2 separate regions of the Mus musculus genome follow, and region 1 is linked to region 2. Evidence: chromatin loops called from intact Hi-C (ENCODE). Cell type or tissue: heart. All regions are shown on one strand. Each heading gives the region's core, and the rest is flanking DNA. Links, peaks and the distances in the headings are about the cores only.

The links. A loop is a pair of places that touch in the nucleus more often than their neighbours do. Peaks named below come from ENCODE experiments on the same cell type or tissue, not always from the same donor. Only the 100,000 strongest peaks of a DNase experiment are listed, where the experiment ranks them.
Region 1: a loop joins it to region 2, with 3 times the contacts of the local background. A loop is called at or near these places in 3 of 42 quality-filtered maps.

The regions. Positions count from the first base shown.
Region 1 is chr6:91,617,752-91,629,422 of GRCm38, forward strand. No RefSeq gene overlaps it. Among named protein-coding and RNA genes, the nearest start is that of Gm40387, 37 kb to the right of the region's middle. In heart, for the core only: no CTCF peak of the experiment used is centred there; a DNase peak (open chromatin) is centred at 2,660; H3K27ac peaks cover 1,011 bases.
Region 2 is chr6:91,673,179-91,684,849 of GRCm38, forward strand. Gm40387 (a long non-coding RNA gene) reads left to right here. Exons shown (of 3, transcript XR_869270.2): 3 at 6,430-7,571. Gm30628 (a long non-coding RNA gene) reads right to left here and starts at 6,514. Exons shown (of 3, transcript XR_377873.3): 1 at 6,022-6,514; 2 at 348-447. Slc6a6 (solute carrier family 6 (neurotransmitter transporter, taurine), member 6) reads left to right here and starts at 10,889. Exons shown (of 15, transcript NM_009320.4): 1 at 10,889-11,130. In heart, for the core only: CTCF peaks have their summits at 5,799 and 10,051; DNase peaks (open chromatin) are centred at 6,073 and 8,803; H3K4me3 peaks cover 333 bases; H3K27ac peaks cover 2,704 bases; H3K27me3 peaks cover 913 bases.

The sequences.
Region 1 (11,671 bases), core at 1,891-9,890, 56 kb before region 2:
GACTTTACTGACAGGGTGACCATCGTGGGCTCTTGAGCTTGAATTGGGTGTTTGTGACACTAGAGAGGGCGTCAGGAGGCCCTTAGCTAGGCTTGGGCAATCTCGGGCGGCCCTGCGGCATTTCTGGGAACTATCAGTTGCAGTGGTGAGGGCCACCTGTCTCTGTGGGGAGAAAACAAAGACCATCTGTCTGTGGTGCTGTCTATCACCCTACCCTTGCCCAGTTCTGCTCCAGAGGCCTGGGATGTCTGGCCTGAGACATGGAAGAAGCGGGCCAGTGTTGGGCCTGAGGGATTCTGGGATTTTGATGTTGTTTCTGTTTTTGTTTATCTTCCCCCCCCCCCAACATTTCCTGAGATGACAATAACATTAAATGACTATCTTAATGGAAATGGCCTGGTATGCTCTTGGCCATCCAAACACTCCTGCAATGTAGATTTGGAGCTGGTGAGCAGTCACTGTGTGGGCAAGCCCAGTCGGATGGCTCCGTGGAACCATATACAGTGACTGGCGTCTAGAAGATAACATGGAGCTGAGCTGCCTGTGGGGCCAGATCATTTTGGGTTTTGCTTCCCTGGTTTTGTTTCCTCAATGCACATGTTTTTAAAATGAACAAAAACAAAAGGATGGGGGCCCAGTGCATGGCTTAGATGGTAAAGGGCTTGCCACTAAACCTTACAACCTGAGTTTAAGCCCCAAGGTCCACAGTGGAAGGAGAGAACTGACATGGCATACATGTGCGCATTCATACACACCCACAAAATGCTTTGTATAACATTTAAAATAAAACTAGCCCAGCCTTAATAGGAAAAGAGGTGCCCAGGCTTACTGCAGCCTGATATGCTCTGAATGGTTGCTATCCAGGGATGCTGGGTCTGTTCTGAAGAGAAATCAAGGAGGGGTGCATGGGGGATAAGTAGGGGAGGGGCTGGGAGGAAAGGAGGGAGGAGAAACTGCAATCTGGAAATAAAACAAACAAACAAACAAAACTCTATTGATTGTACATTTCTCCTGTTCCAGAAACAGTTCAAACACATTACAATGTGACTTCACACAATCTTGCTGTGAATATACTGTTTTGTTCTCATGACAGAGAGAGAGAGAGAGAGAGAGAGAGAGAGAGAGACGGCTCATTGGTCAAGAATGCTTGTTGCTCTTGCAGAAGATCTGAGTTTACACAGTGAGCCATGACCATCCATAACTCCAGTTCCAGGGGGCCCATTGACTTCTGACTTCCAAGGGCACCAGGCACACATTGGGGGGGGGGCACACATGTGTGCAAAACACTCACACACAAAATAAAATAAGTAAACCTTGGGAAAAAAATTACATTAAAAACAAAGACAAACACAGTTGGTCTAGGCCTCCTCTCTTTCGTCCTCCCTTGAATGTAGATACGATGGCTGGAGCCCAGGCAGCTGTCTTAGAGCCTTGTGAGGAAGGAAGAAATCACAAGACCCACCCCGTGACATCATTGAGCGCGGCAATGCCTGTGGTTATGTTGTTTTCACCTCTGACCATATGAGAAAAGTGTGAGTTCACTTACTAAGCCATCAGTGATCAGATTTACTGGGACTTACAAAGGAATGTTACTTTCTCTTTCTCTGAGGCAGGGTCTCCCTGCATAGCCTAGGCTGGCCTGGAACTCGCCATCACCCTGGTGTCAGCCTCTCAATCATTAGGATTCCAGATGCTCTGCAAGCAACCTTAATGGAGGTATTTTCTCATTGCATTTTCTAACATGGAGACATTTTTACCTTTGGCCCGAGTTTCCCGTTTATGGTCTCAGAACTTGGCCTTCAAGTCCTAGGTTTTGTTTTTTTTTTTTTTTTTTTTTAAATCCAGTGTTGGGACCAGTGAGCCTAATTTAGATTATGCAGATTCCTGTGGCCAGGGAGATGGGGCTGTGATTGGCCAGTTAGTACAGTCAACAATGAGCAGAAGGGATGGCTGTGCCCATTTGGACTTGCTTGAAAGTAGCCCCTGGGCAGCCTGGCCAACAACATCTCTGATAACCAGGTCGGGACACCCACAAGGTTCCATCCCTTGCCAAGGTTTGCCTGGGCCTAAGGACAGCTGCGCTGATTTTCTACATAGTCGGGAGACTCAGTTTACAGGAGTGGGTCAAACCTGGGCTCTGCCTCTTATTGGCTGGTGACTGTCTTTCCACCCAGCTGTCTTCTCCTCTGCCAGACAGGGACCTGGCAGGTTTGAGCCCTTCCTGACTTCAGGGCGCTTAAGCGCCAAGGGACAGATTCCATTCCTAACCCACCCCTTGCAGCCCTGCGGCCTCAGGCAGCCACATTGAATGTCTATCTCCCTCTCTATGATCCCAAGAGATATCAACCACCCAGGTTGCCTGGAGAGGAGGACACTTGAGACGACCCTGGACCACATGGAAGTGCTCAATAAATCCTAAAAATAAAGATGCAGTGGCCTACGGGAATGTGTGACGAATCTCAGGCAGCACTTCCGGAGCCTGGTGACAGAGGCAGATGCCAGGCATGTGGAGTCAGTGTCCCCATCCCCCAAAGGCGAGCATCCAGTAGGACAACAGAGGGTCTCTGGGAGCATGGATTCCAGTCTGCCAGCTCATGAGACAGCCTGGCAGTGTGGGGCAGTGGTGAGGGCCACTCCTTAGGAGGAAGGTACAGAGAGCCAGTCTGTCCATCACAGAGCTGGCAGCCTGCAGGGCCACACCCACGTGGGAGAGAGAGAGAGAGAGCACCAGGCCAGCACTTGGGCCCTGTCACCAACAGCTGCTCCTCTCAATGGAACGACCTTCTCTTTGTCCCCTAGGAAGCTGGACAGGGCAGGATGGTTTGTTCCATCTTGGCACCCAAGCCACCCTGCCCTTGCCACCTCCCAGTTTACAAATCAGGGGCTGTACTGAAGCCTCCTGGCCCAACAGGTGCATTGCCACATCAGGCCAGTCTCTGGGTGGAGATGCTGGAGTGGGGCCTGTGCTCATAGATGACTCAGGACAGGCTGCAGGCCCTGTGGGACTCACTCTCTTAGTAAGGGAACTGCTTGGCCTGAGGTCCTGCAGCCAACTTCTCACGTAGGTATCCCAATTTTCTTCTCATTGCCACCCCAGCAAGTTCTAATAATCACCTCTCTACAGAAGAAAGAAATGAAGGATCAGAGAGGTGGTCTAGCTTGCCAGCATCACACATCAAGAGGAGTCAAACCTGTCCAGTTTGCCCAAATCTGTCCAGCACAAATCTGTCCCATCCCCAAATATGGCCTCTTACTTCTGAGTAACTTAGTCTCCAAGAACTAAGCAAAATGTCAAAATGGCACCACTGTAGCCAGGGAAGCAGCTCTACTGGACATCAGAGAATGTCTCTTCTTTTCCCAGACTACCTTAGGCCTGCCCTGGAGGTCACACCCTCCTCCCTCTTACAAACTGGGTTCCCCAACTTTCCTCTTAAGCCTTTAGCAGGCACCTCCTGCTCCAGGAAGATCCCCTGCTTCCACTTGTCATCTCCCACACAGCCTTTCTCTCAACCCAGGTATCTCCCCCAGAGGGGTCTAAACTCCAGAGAATGAGACTGTTGCAGGTAATTGGTCCTCTGTGTTCCAAGGGACCAGATTCCTGATGTATAGTAGATGCTAGGTAAATATTTGTGGAGTAAGTGACCAAGCAAAAATCATCCCACCCCAAGATCTTTCAGCAGGAGACTGCTTCTCTGGGCACCGGGGAACAGAAAAGGACATCCCACAAGCCCCAGTAGTTCAGGACTGCCTCTCCAGACCTTGCCTGCTGACCCGGGTTCGATAGGTCTTCAGAGCCCCATAGCCTATGCCATTCTTTCCTGTCAGCTCACCATAATTCATGCCTAACCTCTGGCATGCCTGGGCTACCCAGAGGCCACAGGTCCTGGTGCTAAGTTTAGTGACTTCTGAATGTCACTGTGAAATTCCAGACAGAGCTGAGGGTTAGTGGCACATTCCTGGGGCCTTTCTCCAGCTCTCCACCCATGAGCTTGAAGAGGTCCAAGGTGGGGTCCCCTTCAGGACCTCAGACCACTGGCCATAGAAGCCAAGACAGAGGTGCCCTACAGAGTCTGAGGACTGCAGGTGGAGGGATGGCAGCCATGGTTTTATATCACAGTGCAAAGCCTCTTTGGAGAAGTCTGAGGCAATCTGCCCCCACCCCCAAGCAAATCCATGAACATGGCCAACGAGCTACAGTCAGGATCAAACGTTCGTGTTTGGTATGGAGGTCTAGAGATTGGAGGGTCCCAGCTCTACCAGGGACTCAAGCACACCCACCCATCCTCTACTTTACATACAGCACAAGACGGCCGGCTCTCTCTGCTCCTACCCCAACCCCCATTTCCCCTGTCTGCTCTGTCCCTCACCAACAGATGAACCAAACACTCCTAACTGAGCACAGCAGAGAACCTCAGATAGAGATGTGGGAACCCCTTCTCTCTATTCTAAGTGGAGAATAAACTACATATAAACTGCAGAGGCCCCAAAGGGAGGTGGTCTTAAGGTAACTGGTTATTTTTGGGGTGGGGATTGGTTGGTTGGTTGGTTGGTTGGTTGGTTGGTTGGTTGGTTTTTCAAGATAGGATTTCTCTGTGTAGCCCTGGTTGTCCTGGAACTAGCTCTGTAGCCCAGGTTGGTCTTGGACTCAAAGATCCTCCTGCCTTTGCCTCTTGAGGGTTAGGATTAAAGGCATGCTCCCCCACCACCCAGCTAAAGATACTCAACTGTTGATACTGGTTGAGCTTGTGGTCTAGTAAGGTCTCTGGATCTTATTCTCTCTTGGGAAGGCCTCATTCATCCTGTGTTTTGGCAACTGGCTCTAATCAATCTTTCTTCCACCTCTGAAAAACCATCCTTATCTCGTCGCCACAGCCAGCTGGCCAGCTCACACTGGGCTGTAACCTCCAAGGAGCTACTGCATTTCCTCCTTGGCACTGAACACGGGACTTGCAATGAGTGGCAGCCTTTTGTTAACTATGAAGCAGACATTCAAAAGAATGGAGAAATGTAACCCTTTATTCAGCATGCTGAGGCAGGAGGATTGACACAAGTTCAGAGTCAGTCTAGATGACATTGTAAGTTCTAGGCCAGTCTAGGCTACAGACTACTGGGGGGGTCTAGGGGTAGAGAGAGAGAAAGAGAGTAAACTGAAAGAGAAAAGAAAGCACTCTTTTAAAAAGATTTACAACTTTTGTTTTACATACTTTTTTTAATTTTTTAAACATGGGCATGAGTGTTTTATCTGTGTGTATGGCTATGTATGTATGTGCCTGGAGTCAGCAGAGGTCAGAAGAAGGTGTTAGATACCCTGAGACTGTACTTACAAATGGTTGTGAGCCAACATGTGGGTTCTGGGAACTGAACCTAGTCCTCTTCTGGATCAGTCAGAGCTCTTAACCATCTCTCCAGACCCAGGGAAGAACTTGTAACAAATGAAGAAACAATAAAACACACACAGGCACATACACTCCAGTGCACTCCTGAAAACACAGCACTTAGGAGTTCAAGGCCAGTCTAGGCTACAAAAAAATTGTGATGTTCAGCTGTCAGGAACACTGAAGGTTCTTCCAGAGGATCTAAGTTTGATTCCCAGCACCCACATACCTTCTTGCAACTACTTCTAACACCAGCTCCAGGAGTTTTGATGCCCTCTTCTGGCCTCTGAGGACAACCCAGCACACACACGTGTGTTCGCACATACAAGGAGTTAATGATTTCTTGATCAGAACACAAAAACTACTATCCCAAAGGGACAATTGCAGCCAGGTGCCACATGTCTTTAATCCCAGCATTTGTGAGGCAGAGGCAGACAGATCTCTGAGTTCAAGTCTAGCCTGGTCTACAGAGAGAGTTCCAGGGCATCCAGAGCTATACAGAGAAACCCTGTCTGGAAAAACCAAACAAACAAACAAACAAACAAACAAAAAGGCAAGTTGCACTCATTCAAATCCAAATTTACGGTCAGGGACAAATGCCATCATAACACGACTAACACTCCTAGTTCAGATGGCTGTGCATGTTTATGTATGACAGAGATTTTTTTTTTTTTGAGACAGGGTGTTTAGACTTTGTCCTGTGGTTCACTCTTAAGAGGAACATTTTGATCAAGCGTAGCAAGTTTAGAAAGGAAAAATACAAAGTGAATGGTTCAAGTATTAAAGAAAGTACAATGGATCTAAACCCTGTGTTCAAGGATATTAAATGGAATTAAAGGAGTGGTGACCTCATTGCAAGATCCCACCTAGCTAAACCTATTGATTATTCGTTTGCAGTTGAACAAGGGATAGTTGTATCATATTAGGTGTTATTGTGACCTTACTATTGTTTTCAGTTAGACATAAGGACATATGCCTATTTGTCAAATTTACAAAGGATAGATTGTGATGGTTATTCTCCATTGTCAACTTGACTACATGTCTTTAATCCCAGCACTTAGGAGACAGAGGAATGCAGATCTCTGATTTCAAAGTCAGTCTACAGAGCAAGTTCCAAGGCAGCCAAGCTTAGGGAGTGAAGAAATTGGAAAACAGAAAGTTGGTAATATGTAATCGAAGAAGTAGGACATGTTCCAGGTTCAGCAATCTTGGGATATCCAAGGTAACTTCAATTTTACAGTCTGGGATCTTCCGCTGAAATTATACTTTACCAATGGCCTCTCATAGTCTCTCTTCATGGTGCCAAACCTTAACTTCTTTGCATGATCCCTTCAGTCCTGAGCCAGCAGAACTCAGCAGCTGTGGCCATATGGCTCTGACTTTAGAGTCAAGAGTAGAAGTGGTTACTGGGATAATTGATGCCAGTTAGCTGAAGCTAAGAAATTAGCGATGATTAAGAAAAGGCCAGCATCACTGAGGTGAAATCTTCTGGGAAGTGTTTTCTGAGAGGACAAAGAAACTATGTTCCAGAGATAGCCAAGGTTGTACCTCGTGCTACAGCTGGACTTGGTAATGTGTAAGAATCACCTAAGTGACACTGGTTTTGAAGGTATGAAGGGGTCACAGAAAGCAGCTGAGGCTTGGTATTGTGAGAGGCATGAAGGGTCATTGGTGAAGGTACAGTCTCAGTTGCCGTTGACAGCTTAGGACTGAAGGGATCATGCAAAGAAGTTGAGGTTTGGCACTATGAAGAAAGCCTATGAGAGGCCATTGGTGAAGCATAATTTCAGCAGAAGACCCCAGCATATTGGAGATGCTAGTACCATGGGATGACCATCAAGAACAGTAGCAGCAACAGTGGAATGGAGTGGATCAGAGCCTAGAGTGCTACAGAGGGCAGAGCTAGAGACATGACCCAAGCCCTTTGGAGGAACCCAGAAGATCATGTGTGGATCCCAGGCATTGGAACAAGAAGCTGTAAAACTGAAGTTGCCCTGGATATCCCAAGATGTTAGAGATGCCAGAGCCATGGGATACCTACTGAGGAAATCTGCTAACAAGGATTGGAACCAGTCCAAGAGACAGAAATGTGTTGTAGTCAACAAAGGATTTGGAGAGCTGAAGAGTGACATCAGGCATAGAGATGCAGAGTTTGGAGTTTGCCCAGCTAGTTTCGGTCTTGCTTTAGAAATACTGATTTTTTCACTATGGTGTTGGAAGTATGTTATCTGCTTTTTGATTTTGATTTTATAGACTACAGTTAAGTGATTGCATGAGTCTCAGAAGAGACTTTGAACTTTGGACTTTTGACATTGTTGAGACTGCTATAGACTATGAGGATTTTTGAAATTGGACTAAGTGTATTTTGCATTATACCATGGCTCGATATGGCCCTCATAAACTTATATGTTTGAACAAGACTATGGGGGCCAGGGAGTTAAACGTGATGGTTTGAATATGCTTGGCCTATGGGAAGTGGCACTATTAGGAGGTTTGGCCTTGTTGGAGTGGGTGTGGTTTAATGGAGAAAGTTCTTCACTATGGGGGTGGGCTTTAACGGTCTATACTCAAGCTCCAACCAGTACAGAAGAGAGCCTCCTATTGGCTGTCTGCAGAAGATCGTCTCCTCCTGGCTTTATTCAGATCAAGATGTAAAGCTCTTGGCTCCTCCAGCTCCAAGTCTACCTGCACAATGTCATGCTTCTCACCATAATGATAATGGACTGAACCTCTGAAACTGTAAGCCAGCTCCAATTAAATACTGTCCTTTATAAGAGTTGCCTTGCTCATGGTGTCTCTTTACAATAATAAAAACCAAACTATGACACAAGGTCATACTGTAGCCCACACTAGCCTCCAGCTCACACAGGCATGTGCCATCACAGCCCACTTGGGTTATTACCAGAACACCTTAATGACTATAGATAGGGACAGAATGAAACCACCTGACAAGGTGACTCTCAGGGATGTGATGGAGGCATACCAGGGACTGGCTATAGGCAGATGTGTGCTGATGAAGTGGTTGTTGGGGTGGCTTTTCTTCACATTGCATTAAGGTAAGTCTCTGTACTTTCAAGTGTTAATTCTGTGCAACAAACACAACAAAGTGCTGTCTGGATTTTGGTGTTGTCATTTCTATGGACCATCACTGGGCTTCCTATTTGTAAATGCTTGTCCTTCCACACCTGCCCAAAAGTTGAAGGTCAGGCAGTCCCCAAGGCCCTAGGCAGCCAAAGAGATGGACCAGGCAATGTCTTACTGCTTGTTGAATATAATAAAGAGCCGAGAACCGAGAGCCAATAGCTGGGCCAGGAAAAAACGGGGGCAGGACTTCCGGGCAGGCAGAGAGACAGGAGGGATGTGGGAGAATAGAAAAAAACATGGAAGAAGCAAAAGGGAGACCAGAGCAGTGAGGTAAAGAGCTAGCCACGTGAGGGGGGAGGAGGGAACACAGTCCTGGGAAGCCAGGTTAGAAGCTAGCTGAGAGTTTGCCCCAGTGAAAGGCCTAAAGCTTTAAACTATAATAGATACCTCAGTATCTTAATTAAACCGGAAGCAGATCTGCAGTTAATGGAAGTACGTTAATGATCTGATAATGGAGACAACAGTGACTCTAAACCACATCACAATAATGCCTAGCACCAACCACAAACTGAATTTTGGTTTAGCTTGTACCCTTTAGGACTGAGCGGGACTCCTTAGTTCTCCATGGCCTCTGACCTACTTTGCATCCTAGGCATCTCCTTCCAGGAACAAGTTGGATGTTCTTTGGGCGTTGTTATTCCCGTGACTCCTGGGGACTCCAGAGTAAGGGAGATAAAGTGCTACTCTGACTCACAGTGAGGTCAAGCCTCCTCATCCCTGGAAACACCATGAGACTCTCCTGGGGATCTGTCTGAAGAATTCAGTTCCTTCCACTGAGACATGGTGAGTATTCTAGATCAAGGGCCCATTGCTGCATCTCTGCCACACCTTCCTATCTCCTGGAGGCCTGCCCAAACCTCTACACTCAATGTTTCTACACTGATTATTATGGCTGCCCATCATCCAGTGGCTCACTGACCACCTTCTCCCTGATCTCCCCAGTGCCATCTTGACTCTGAGTCTAGCATTCATGCCAAGAACCTAGCAAGGCCTCCTTTAGGTCTTGGCTTAAATAGCTAATCGTTCTCCTGTTGTCCCTTCCCACAAAGACAATGTGGGCCTGATTTTGAACCCCCACACCCAGTACAGAGTTTTGCCCATGATATCTTTTTAAATGGCCACCAGTAGGTGAGGTTCCTGTTATGTGTGGAGCCCATACAGGGACCACAGTGACTTGAGCAACCACAGCCCGGGGCCCACAACCTAGACAAAGAGGCAGAGTTGTCTCAGATCGACAATTGTCTACAGCAAGAAATGCTGACCTCTTTCCACTGGTGATCATGCTTCCCACTCCCCACACACACGCTTGGCTGGGTCTGTCTGCCCTATCTAATTCCACTGTTTGTTTGTTTGTTTGTTTGTTTGTTTGTTTGTTTTATCCCTTGCTGGAGACAGAACCCAGGGCCAACTACATGCTAACCAGGTGCTCTACCATTGAACACTGGGTCCCCAGCTAAGACTTACATACCCTCTCTCAGATACCAGAGGGCTTCCACTGTGGAGTTGAGATGTTGCCAAATGCCCACAGGCTTGTTTGGGGAGACTGGGGTGCTTGTACCGCAGGAAGCCTCTGACACACAGGGTGTCTGTGCAATCCCTTTCCTCCAGGAAGCCTTCCTGGTCTCCTCTTTACAACCAGCCTCTCTATCCTGATCTGGCATTGCTTCATACTCTCAACATGGGATGAGCTCAGTGCCTCATCACTTCTGTTACTTGGGGCCTAAGTCTGTAGTGACAGGAGACAGCTCGGCAGGGTCCCTGACTTCTTCATTACTCTGCCATTGAGGGGATGTGGGAAGACACTCCTGAGAAAGTATGGAAAAGACCCAGTTACAGAGTCCCTGTTATGTCCACATGGCAAGCAGTCAGAATCTAGATGTCCAGAGTCACACATCCTTAGAGGGACACTGGACCCTTCCCTTCTGACCCAGGCCCCAGTGTAAGGACAACGAGCATAGGTTCTATGCGGGGTGCTGTGAAATCATTATTGTGTACAAAGAGTCCTGAGCCTCAGAACCCTGTCAGGCAGGCACAGTGAGTCACCCACTGTCTTAAGGAAGATTCTGAGAGTCCAGGAGGCTGAGACACAGGAGGAAAGTTGATTGATAATGCTCACAGCAAGAACCATAACAACTAACACAGCGCTTGCTCTGGGGCTGGCGCTATCTGAAGAGGTTTACATAGACGGCCACACTTCCAGATAAACCTCCTCCCTCACCCCACTGGACAACTCAGGAACTGAAGAAGAGAGGGTAGACCTCGTCCTAGTTAGGGTTGCTATTGCTGTGATGAAACACCATGACCAAAAGCAACTTGGGGAGGAAAGGGTTTATTTCACTCACAATTCCAAATTGTTCATCATTAAAAGCAGTACTTAGACACCATTAGAAGAATTCAGATAGGGCAGGAACCTGGAGGCAGGAGCTGATGCAGAGACCATGGAGGGATGCTACTTACTGGCTTGTTCCCTCTGGCATACTTAGCCTGCTTTCTTGTAGATCCCAGGAATACCAGTCCAGGGGCGGCACCACTCGAAACACCCTCCCCCACCAATCACTAATTGAGGAAATGCACTACAGGCCTGCCAAAGCTGGGTCTTATGGATGCAGTTTCTCAATTGAGCGTCCCTCCTCTCCGACGACTCCAGTGAAAAACGTATCTTTTATTTGCCTGAAGTAATCGTGGTCCCAGAGGCTTAGTACCTCTGTCGGCTAACCTCAGCCTGGTCCTGGAAGCTTCTAGCCTCCATACAATCTAATATAGGCCTAGAATGTTTTCAGCCTCTGAGACTTGCTGCAGAATTAAGTCCACCATTCCTAGTTCTTTCTGATCTCTCATCGGCTGGTTCAACTCAGCTGTTCTGGCTCAAACTCCTCTTCAAACTGACTCTGATTCAATCTGTCTTCTCTCAGTTTCTCCTCAATTGCTCTGTTTGGTCTCATTCTAACTTTAGCAATCTCTTCAAATCTTCTGGCCCCTTCTCATTCTCTGGCTCGTTCTGTCTTCACCTGTGCCTGCCTTGTTCTCTCTCTGCAACCTGTCTCTGTAACACTGTCCCAGTGAAACTGCCTCCTCCTTTCTTTCTGCACTGCTCTCTTGTGAATGGCCTCCCTTTACTCTCTATTCTCGCGAGAGTTGGGCATACCCTATTC
Region 2 (11,671 bases), core at 2,182-10,181:
AGAAGATGACCAGATGATGACACAGATAGACAGGGAGATGCCACACAGAGGTAGAGGCAGAAGAGAGGACAGAGGCACAGGCCAGGAAGGCCAAGGGACGGTGGCAGCCAGTTTAAACTTAGACACACAGGCATTGCTGAGAGTCCCGCAGAAGTGGTCTACAACTGGGATTGTAGCCTCCAGAGGGGCAGAACAAATTCCTGAGGTTACAGCCGCCTGGGGGACTGCAGGGCCTCACAGATTATCTCCACTGATCTTCTTTTCCAAAGACACGTTCACACCTCTTGCACACATCTTGTTTAAAAGTAAGATCCCCATAAAAATGAAGACCATGGAAAGCAACCCACCTAGCTGGATGCAGTCACCGGATGGCTCCTCTCTGGGGGTGGCATTATTGGAAATGGAGATGGGAGCTGGAGATATTTGCTTAGCAGGTGAGGAGAGACCCTGGGTGCAAATAAATAAAAGTAAATAAAGGCACAGAATGGAATAGGTAGCAAAGGGTGTCGACATGAGGTACCTAGCTCCAGTAGCTTCTAATTGAAAAGAGAAAAACTTCCTTATTAGCTGGAATTAATTCTAGTGATTAGAGTACCCATGGACCCCCCACCCAACTTTGTCATTACATCTCAAGAAATTCAGACCCAGGAAGGTTGGGTGATCTGTCCTCATGTTACAGCACAATTAGAACAGCTCTTCCGTGCTTTCCTTGTGCATTGGTGGCTGGACACACAGAATATGGGTCATAAATTCCAAAGGCCAAACTAACAGATTGCTCTGAGTGTTCTAACCAGTGGTGGTGGAGGCTGGGTGGGTTGCAAAATGGGGACATTTCTGCCAGGCGTGGTGCTTGGGCAGAAGACCTTAGCCTAAGGGATACCTTCAGATTTTCATCTTTGTCTGGCTGGACCACTTGCGAGAAAACCAATGTCTGTGCAGGGAGCCATCCATGCATTGATCACATATCCAGTGATCAGTCCAGAGCTTACCCAGTTACCCTGCATCCCTGTCTGGTCTGTACAGTGTTGGGGTGGTATATGTCATGTGTCACTCCCATTTCTGCACCACTGATACATGAAGGCCCCTCTATGTGTGGGATAAAAGCAGAACTCGCAGCCTTTCTACACACAGGCAGAAAATAATAGGCTTAAAGGCTCTCAGTAGGTGCGGACGGAGGTTGGTGGCAGAGTCCTTGCTGCCTAGCTCACCAAAGGCCCAGGCTCCATTCCCGGGATGGGGTGGTGGAGGAGGACAGACCCCAACTGGTTATAAATAGCATTAAAACTTGACTAAGGCAGGAGAAAGAGCAGATATAAGTCACTCCTGGGGACTACTGCCACCAGGAATGCATTAGCTCCGTCCTAGGTGACCTTTTATTCTTGCCTCTTCTTCTCCCCAACTTTTCTCCTTACACCATCTTCCTTTTCTTATTAACTGGGTCTCATGTATCCCAGGCATGTTTCGAACTTACTATGTAGCTGATGCTGACTTAGAACATCTGAGTCCTTGGTCTCTCCCACCATTGGGATTAAACACATACACACTAAGCATCAAACCTCCCATCCCCCACCCCTCATCTCACTGTCGTCCCCTGGGGTCTTTGTTCATTACTACTAGTTTTGCCCTCATGACAAAAATATCCAAGAGTGACAGCAATAATTCTGAGCATTGATCTTATGCAGACCCGGGCCTTCACAGTGATCTCATCTGAGGTTCTGCAGCCAACTTCATTTGCAAACGAGTGCTCAGAGGCTTAGCCTGAGGCTGGTCTCTTGTCTAAGGTAACAGCTGACAAGGGACAGGATCCAAGACTTACAGCTGTCTGTGAGTTCAGAGCCCACATCTGCCTCAAGCCAGAGGGTCCTTATCAGTCTTGCTATGCGTCTTAGCATAAATAACTCACCCTTGCAGAGTCTGTTTCCTTTGGGAAGTAGTGTTGGGGGTGTGCCTGGGGTCACTTAAGAGTTGAGGGGCTCTGGGATTGTAGCAGTGAAAGTTGGCCCACTTCACCCAGGCTCAGATGACAGTCCCAATGGCCTGAGTACCCAATCAGGGAGGCCTTGGATCAGGCCATAAGTGGGCACAAGGAGGAAAGCAGCCTCCCTCGCTTTGTTTATTGTCTGGAGGCTAGGAATATTTTGAATTGTTGTGTTTAGGAAGGGAGGGGAAATACCCAAATATAAGAAGGCAGCCTCAGAGAGGCTCCAGCAAGAATGTGGAGGAATTAGGCAGAGGAAGTGGGCCTGCCTGGGTATGTCTGGGCAGCTATGATGTTACAGGGTGCCCAGCGTCCGTGGGCTAAGACTTCTGAGTCCTGATGAGCCATTCACATCATTTGGAAAGCTTATTTAACAATGAAGCAAACCAAACATGGTGGTTCGTACCTGTAATCCCAGCACCTGGGGCGGGGGCAGTGGGGGAGGATTGCTCTGGGTTTGAGGTTAGCCTGGGTTGTATGAGATCTTGTCTAAAATGTTTCACCTTCATTAAACTGGAATTTCTGGTGAGGAGCAAGCATCAGCATTTCTTTTTCTCTATTTTTATTTGTTTATTTGTATATGTCTTGCTTTTTTTGCTGTTGTTGTTTTTTGGTTTTTTTGAGAAAGGGTTTCTCTGTGTAGTCCTGGCTCTCTTGGAACTCACTCCTTTGACCAGGCTGGCTTTGAACTCAGAAATCCGCCTGCCTCTGCCTCCTAAGTGCTGGGATTAAAGGTGTGCACTACCATGCCTGGTGTATATCTTCCTTTTTTGAAACACACTTTCTTTTTGTAGTCCTAACTATCCTGGAACTCTCAATTTTTTTCTTTTTGTTTGTCTTTGTTTTTTTGGTTTTTTTTTTGTTTTTGTTTTTGTTTTTGTTTTTGTTTTTCTGAGACAGGGTTTCTCTGTATAGCCCTGGCTGTCCTGGAACTCACTCTGTAGACCAGGCTGGCCTCAAACTCAGAAATCCACCTGCCTCTGCCTCCCAAGTGCTGGGATTAAAGGCATACGCCACCACTGTCCAGCATCCTGAAACTCTCTATGTAGACCAGGCTGGCCTTGAACTTGTTGAGATCCTCCTGACTCTGCCTCTCAAGTGCTGGGATTAAAGATGTGTGCCACCACGTCTAGTTAGCACCAGGCTTTCTTCTGTGGTTCTGAGGATGGTATCCAAGCACCCTGCCATTGCACTCGATCCTAACCCTGTGTCAGGGTTTCTTAAACTATCCAAGTGGTACTGCTGTGAGCCGATGTGGCTAAGAGCACCTGCCCAGGGCCTGGAGAGATTGGGGGCGGGTGGGGGGGAATTAAGAGTACTTGTTGCTCTTACAGAGGACCTGGATTTGATTTCTAGCACCCACACTGTGCCTCACAACCTCCTATAAGTCCAGTTTCAGGGGACCTCGTGCCCTCTTTAGCACCAAGTACATACATGGTGCAAATATATGTATATAGACAAAATACTCATAAATTAAGACAGACAGACAGATAAGCAGGCAGGCAGAATCAGTCTAACTCCCAGAGCAGTGGCTCTCAAACTTGAGCAGTGAGGAACCCCTGAAGAGTTTCAGTAGTGGGATCAGCCCCTCCACATCCACCCTAGTTTCAGGCTCAGGATGTTTGGGTGGAGCCTGATACTCTCTACTTTGCATCCCAGTGGCTTGGGGCCTCTGAGTATCCCTTTCTGCACCCCTGAATCCAAGTGGCCTGAGAAGCCACTTGGAATGGGTCTGTGTTCCTGTTCCCCAAGATAGAGAGGAAATAAGAAATCTTTCCCTACCCCAAACTGATTTGATCCAATCTCCACAGTAATAATCCTAGAGAGTAATTGACACCTTTTCAATTTCAGCTCATGAGAAGGGTGTGAGACTAGGCCACCTTGGGTAATGGAGCTTGCCACATATAGAGAAAGTGAGGCCTCTGAAGATCTGCTCAGGACATGAATTCAGCGGCCTGCAAGGAAGATAAGGGGGATGGGGAGAGGTGTTCTGTGGACAGACTTGTATGTATAGTGCTGAAGACTGGCCCCTTCCTTGCAGAACACAAATGGGGCAGTTTGTGTGGCACAGCTGCAGGCACGGTATCTCCATCCAAAGAGCAGTGTGGGCCGGTCCTGCTGCAGGCTCCGGGATACTGCGCTGCATCCACAGACTAGCCCTGTCCACACGGAATAGGCAGTAGAATGGTGGGAACATATAAAAACAGGCCAGTGGGCAAAGGATAGGAAATCATCACCTGGGTATTCAAGGTAGACTGAAAAGAAGACAGGGCACAGGCTGGGACCTGGGAGACTCAAGACTATGGGCAGGGGGCTATCTGAAAAGCCAGGTAGGAGACCAAAGAGCTGAGACCTAAGGGTGTTAGTTAGCCAGGGCCAAAGGAGTCATCTGAGAAGGGTTGAGGGGAAATACCCTGCATAGAGAGCCATGATAGAAAGGCTCTGAAGCAGAGGAGTTCCAGGAGTCCTGAGCGCCCGGGAAGAGGAAGGAAGGAGTGTGTGTGTGTGTGTGTGTGTGTGTGTGTGTGTGTGTGTGTGTGTGTGTGTGTGTGAAAAAGTTAAAATCTTTTCTATCCTTCTACTTTTATGTGGGCGTCAGGGATCGAACCCAGGCCTTTAGGCTTCATGGCACCCCTTCCCTCTATAAATGTTTGAATATAGTGGTGATGAGGTGGTGATTTTTGTAACCTCACCATCTTCTCTTAAACACCGTAAGCCAGCTCTAGATGAGCCGATGAGCCGTGGGAGGTCTCCCTGCAGGGCACTTGCCTAGCCTGTGCCAGACCTTGGTTCTAGGAGGCATTGCCAGCAAATAATAACTGTAATAACATGATACACTATAAATGCTGCATTAACAGTTATTCTACCAGTTTTAGAGAATAATAACAAGGACATTTTCTGTATATGTTCAATAGCATTTTTCCTTGCTACTAAGTCTAGTTTATATAGTGTTGGGGACTGAGCCCAGGGTTTTTTGAGTTTTGGGCAAGCACTCTATCTACTAAACTACATTCCCAGGCCAAGGTAGTCCTTTTTTCTTTGCTTAACATTTGTTTTTAAGGATTTAAAAGAAATGTATGCATATATATGTGTGTCTGTGAGTGGGTATGTGCTTGGTGCTAGGGAGGCCAGAAGAGGGTACCAGGATACCTGGAGGTAGTTACAGATCCACGTGAGTCCCTAGATGTGGGCATGGGAGCTGAACTCTGGTTCTCTGCAAGAGCAATATTCTCTCTTAACCATGGAAACATCTCTCCAGCCCCTTGGCTAAATATTGTGATCCATAGCTGGCTGAGAGAAAGAATAGGGTGGGAGTAGGGACTACAGAATCAAAGACCTGGGTACTGACCCCTGCAAAAAGTATTCAGATGTCCATACATAGACTCTTGTGTGTCCTTGTCGGGTCAGGCTGTAGAACCCATCCTTCCCAGGGTTCTCCAGGGGCTTTGCCTCTCCCTTCCCCTCAGGTAGCCCTGGCTCTCCAATTCTGTCTTGATTTTTCCATATAAATGAAACCACAGGGAGTCTGGCTTCTTTCACCCAGAGTGTTCAGAGCTCCCTCGTGGTTCTGCGCATCCCAGGAGTCCTTTTGCTAGAGCTGCAATCACTCAGTTTCTATTTTCCTGTTGATACAACCAGGCTGTTTCCATTTTTAGCTGCCATGAATTGTGCAGCCATTCATTCTTGCACAAGGGGGTAGAATTCCACACGGCAATACCTGGGCGTGGGGTTGTTAGTTCAGAGGCCAAATGTTCAGCCTGACTAGAAATTTCTAACCTTATCTAGAACTGCCAAGCTGTTTTCTACGGCGGTGGTGCCCTCCTATGTTCTTCGCGGGGAGTGGCGATGGGCTAGGGTAGGAGAAGACCAGAAAGAAGGAGGCTCCTGCAGTCACCCCCAGGGAGCTGGCTTGGCCACGCAGCAGTGTGCGCTTGCTTGCTGGTTTCCCTACAGTTTTGCCTCTATCCTCGATGCATTCCCTCCCTGACTCTGGAGCAGTCTGCTCCCTCGGAGAGAGGAGGAAGTGGGGCTCGGGGACTTACCTCCCCAAGACCACATCCGGCAATGGGTTCCCATGATCCTCTGCGCTGGCCGCATGCTGGGCATTGCTAGGGAGCCAGCCTCTTGGGTGCTTCCTGCTTGGGGCTCCAGCTTTGGCTGAGTCTCAGGCTGCAGCTGGCTAGTGGGCAACATGCATTGGGTGGGGGAAGAAACTGTGAGAGAAGGCTCAGAAGTAGAAAGGCCCCAGGCACCCGGGGCATATGGGTAGGAGGAGCACTTCCACATGCCCAGTGGTGGACTGTGCCAGAGACCCTATTCATCGCTTCCCATGAATCATCTCCACTGGATCCACACGGCGGGGGTGGGGTGGGTGCACACTGGTGTTTTGTTTAGTCTGCCTGTATAGATTAGGACAATGAAGTACAAAGTTGTTGTGTTCTTCATTGTAGGTCACACAGCCCAAGGATAGATGAATCTAGGATTTGCAAGCAGGCAAGAGGAAGATTCCTGAGAGCCAGGGTATTCTGATCAGGTTTTATGATGTGACCACTGGTACATTGCTGGGCATATGAACATACTGAAGAAGTATCTCTAGGACACAGTGATGTGACTGAGAAGAGGACCACCCACACACGGCCTAATAGCCCTGTTTGTCTCTTCAGGGTTATACTGGGGCATGGTACTCTGAATTCTATGAGGCTGGCCAAGAAGATCCTCGATCCTTTGCAGAGTTGGTGCCAAGTGGACTTCCAAAGCTAGCCAGATGGCCCAGCATGTGCTGTGCCTCCCTCGGCATTGTGGCTACTCTTGGTGACCTGACAGATAGGGCAGGAGATTCTCTGGCAGGGTCGGGAGGTTTTGTTCAAAGCCCTGATCGATTTGATGTCACTACTGAGAGCTGCTGAATAATGTAGTCTCAGTGGCATTTTACAAATCCCATTCACTGCACGCAGTAATAGCCACGGACCAAAAGCCTGGAACCTGGGCATTACCCTGCACACGTTCCCCAGGAGCTCTGCCTGGACATTGATTTCTCATTTCTGAAATGAGAAATTAGTCCCATTGGAATGTCAGCCAATATTGGCTCGTGGAAGGAACTTCTGCCTGCCTTTCCTTGAAGGACCTTCTAAGTGCCAATGGTTTTGGTGCCCTGTGTGCCCAACAGTTCTCTCTGAATCTTCCAGCTCCCATCTCTGGCCTGGGTCTCAGCTAAGCCTCCTTCAGGACCAGCTAGTGACATGGAGACATTTACAAACCAAGGAGTGCTATGATATCTCTCTGGAGGGGTCTCGTTCCACCGTGGGAGCGTACTCTTCAGTGCTAGATATTTGTGGCTGAGCAAGGGGCTCATTCTGACAATTTTCAAGAGAACCCAAAATTTCCTCTTTTAAACTTTTTTTTACATTCATTCATTCATTCGTTCGTTCACTAATGTGCACGTGGGTACCACAATGTATGTAGAGGTCAGAGTTGGCTCTCTCCTTCTATCATACAGGTTCTGCAGCTCAGGTTGGATCTCCTTTGCAGAAATTACCTTTGCCTGCTGAGCCATCCTTGCTGGCCCTCCTTGGTTTGTTTTTGAGACAGGATGTTATTAAACTTCAGCCAACCCTCCTGCCCCAGCCTTTAAATACTCTCTCTGTGTGTCTGTCTCTTTGTCTGTCTATCTTGACTGTCTGCCTGCCTGCCTGCCTGCCTGCCTCTCTGTCTCTGTGTTTGTCTCTCTGTTTCTCTGTCTCTGTCTGTCTGTCTGCTGCCCCCCCCCCCCCTGTGTGTGTGTGTGTGTGTGTGTGTGTGCGCGTGTGCGTTTGTGTGTGTGTATGTAGGTATGTACATTCAGGTGTTCTCAGAGTCCAGAAGAAAGCATCAGATCCCTTGAGGCTGGAATTAAAAGGTGACTGTGAGCTGCTTGCTGTGGGTCCTGGGAACTAAACTCTGGCCTTCTGCATGAGCAATTGGAGCTCTGTTGTTCTATCTCACTGGCCCCCTACTTATTTTATTTTATTTTATTTTTAAATTGTTTGACACAGAGTCTTGTGTAGCCAAGACTGGTCTCATACTCTCTGTCTCCAAGGCTGGACTTGAACTCCACATCCTCTATCTCCTAGATGCTTGGATTACAGGTATGTGCCATTGTGTTTGAGCAAATTATTTGAGACAGGCTCTTACTATGTAGTCCTGGCTACTCCGAAATTCACTGTCACCAGGATGACCTTAAGTTCACAGAGATTCACCTTCCTCTGCCCTCTAGGTTTAAAGGTGAATACTACCATGCCCAGATCAAAATAACAGTAATAAGAATATCATTATTATATAGTATTATTTTATAATTATATTATAACATATAATTATAACAATTATTATATAACACTATTAATAATGATTATTATCTATTTTTGTTTTTTGAAACAAGGTTTCTCTGTGTAGTCCTGGAATTGCTCTCTAGACCAGGCTAGCCTGGAACTCAAGAGATCTACCTGCCTCTACCTCCCAAGTGGATTAAAGGAATGCACTACCACCCAACAGCCTGAAATTATTTTTTTTTAAAGAGACTCAGTGTCTCTATGTTGTCAGGCCACCTCTAGACTCCTAGGCTAGGCAATCTTGCCTAAGCAGCTGAGCAGGTGAGGGTACATGCATTCATATATCAATTTTGATTCCTGGCAATGAACTCAAATCACGATGGATGGAGCCCACCACAGGCCAAGCAGCAGAACATCTGGGGCTGGATTCAGTTCAGGCTGCCCTGCTTGAGACTTCTGACCGCTCTGACAGTCCATGGCCTCTCACATGTTAAGTTCATACTCCATGCCTGACTGATCTGCTGCACCCACAGCCTGGGGCTGGGTTCTTCCAAAGCTCCCCTGGAAACAAACAGATGGTCTAGGTTTAGATTCCAGCCCTGTGACTCACTGGCCAAGCGTCCCCCAGGCCAGCTATTTTCTCTGTGGCTCAGTTTTCCCTTCTGTAAAGTGGGAGAACTAGCAGTGCTGAGCTCCCAGGGATGCTCTGGGGAGGGGCGGGTTGGCCTTGTTTACATGAAGTGAATTCTACCAGCCGGGAAAATGCTGAAGAAAGGAAACTAACTAAATAAATATAGTAGTTGCAGTGACCCAGATGTCACTCAGCTATGACCCCAGCTACCCAAGGGCTCTGCAGTAGGAAGGTGACTTGGAACCCAACAATTTGGGACCAGGCCAGGCAATGTAGTGCCATCCCTATCTCAAAATATAATACATACACACTTACATACACATACATAAATAAATGCAAGTGTAGCTGAGCACTTTCTGTGCACCAGGCCTGTGATGCTTTGTGTACTTGATGGGAGTTCGAGGACCAGATCTCACCGAGTTGACATTACAGAAGGGGAGACTGATGAAGGCCTGAGCCACCTCCTCCCATTCTTCCCAGTCATCCCTTGTGTGATACTGTGTCGATCATTCTTAGGCTCAGGCCTGCCCAGGCTTTCCGAATTGAATCCCTGGGCCTGCCAGGCCTCTGTGGCCTCCCCTGCCCTGACTCTTTGTAGAGTCCTGTGACACCATGCCTGCAGGCTTTTGCAGCCTTACAGCCCTTGCTTCCTCTGTTCCCCACCCCCACCCTTCTGTCTGCCCAAAGGCTCTGGGCTTCCTGAAGTCTGCTCTGGGTTCAAAACAGCCACTTTCCTACTCTCTGACCTACCCCCTGGTCTCAGCCCTTTGTGCTGTGGGTAATGAAATGTGAGTCTGGATTTTTTTTTTTTAAGACGGGTTTTCTCTGTGCAGCCTTAGTGGAACTCACTCTGTAAACCAGATTGGCCTTGAACTCAGAGATCTGCCTGTCTCTGCCTCCCAGCGCTGGGATTAAAGGCTTGAGTCACACCACCACCTTATTTTGCTTCTTGGTGTCTTATGCCAGCCTAGGACAATGGATTCAGGCTGGTCAGGTCTGGGGCTACCATTCCCAGTTTAAGAGACAGGATAGCCATGCTACATAATTGACACTTATGTGCAGAGAGAGTGGAGAAGAAAGAAAAGGAAGTGGGCAAGCAGAGAGGGGGAAGGCCTTACTGAAGGTCACACAGCGCCACCTCAGGCTCAGCCAGGCTGTGGGTGTGTACAATCAGATGGAGGACATGCTCATTCAAATAAGGACAAGAATAATGGCACACTCCCCATCTCCATTTAAAAATAGTCACATTTGCTGACACTCGTTTGGCACTTCCTAGGTGCCTGGTGTCCTGTTCAGACTCTTTACACTGTTAACCTTGGACCCTCCCAGCAGCCAGAAGTGATGAGTTCCACTATTTTTATTTCCGTTTTACAGATGAGGAAACTAAGACACAGAAGGTCTGGGGAACTTGCCTGATGTCACACAGCCACGACGAAGTCGGGGCGCTTCGAAAACACAGCCTCATGTGGGCCAGGGGTGGGGGTGGGGGTGGGGGTGGGGGACTTGGCCTCCATTATCACTTCCACGGCAGCTCAGCCAGGCTTGCAGAGCTGCACACTGGCCCTGAGAGGACTCGGGGCAATGGGGGAGGAGCAGATTCTGGTAGGGATCTAGCTGCTGCGGCAGCCACAGGCCTCGTCCACAGACCTAGGTGGGTGTGTTAGAGAGCGTTGTGGTGTGGTAATATCAGGACAGGAGATGAGCCAGGGGTCTGGGTCTCTAACTCCTCATCGCCTGCATGAGAGGCCTGAGCAGTGCCATTAGCCACCAGCGTTTGGATGGAGCATGAGGATGGGTGCGCGCGCTCGACGAGGCGAGCTCCGGCTCTTTGTGTGTCCGAGCTCGTGCGCGCGTGCGTGCGTGTGTGTGTGTGTGTGTGTGTGTGTGTGTGTGTGTGCGCGCGCGCGCGCGCGCCCCGTGTGTGGGCGTGGCCGACAGACCAGGCCCCTCCCTAGGCCCCGCCCAGGCCCGGCCAAGCTGGTATTTTTCCACCCAGCAGGATGGGTGATGCGGAGAGCTGCCTGTTCAGACAACAGACACGCGAGGTCAGGGAGAAGCCGCTTATAAATTACCGCTTCCTCCGCGCCGCCGCCAGCGTCGTGCTCCGGGACCTGGTTGCTGCCGAGCTCCCGTGCCCAGCCGCCAACGCCGCGATCGCCGCCAGTCCCGCCAGCCTCGCCAGCCCCGGGCCATCCGCTGTGGGCTTAGCCACCCAGGTACCCAGGGCGTGTGGGCCGCGACTGCAGCCCCCTCCCCGGGCCGCGCTCCGCCACCTCACCGGGTCCCTGCGGGTCTGGCCTCCCCGCGCTCTTTCATCCCCTTCACCCCTGAGGGAGGGACTGAGGGTCTCCTGTTCAGCTCTGCTGGAGAGGGAGTTATTGTTTCCCTGGCGAAGGGGCTGGGGCTGCTGGTGCGGCGGCAGGTGTGTGTGTGTGTGTGTGTGTGTGTGTGTGTGTGTGTGTGTCCCACGGGGTGCCTCCTTGTCCCTGGATGTCTCTGTTTCTGAGAGTGGCTGTTTCTCCACCCTAGGCAGCCGTGTACATGTGCGCCCCGGGGTGTGTGATATGACCAGGGCTATGTCCGGGGCTGCCTTACCTGAGTGTAGTGTGGCCGTGTGGCTCTGTCTTCTGATACACACACACACACACACACACACACACACACACACATCTTGCCTATGTGAACCTGTACGTGTGGCTGTGTCTCCGGAACCCTGGCCGTGTGCACGTGTGTGTGCCCGAATGTGCCTGGATCCCT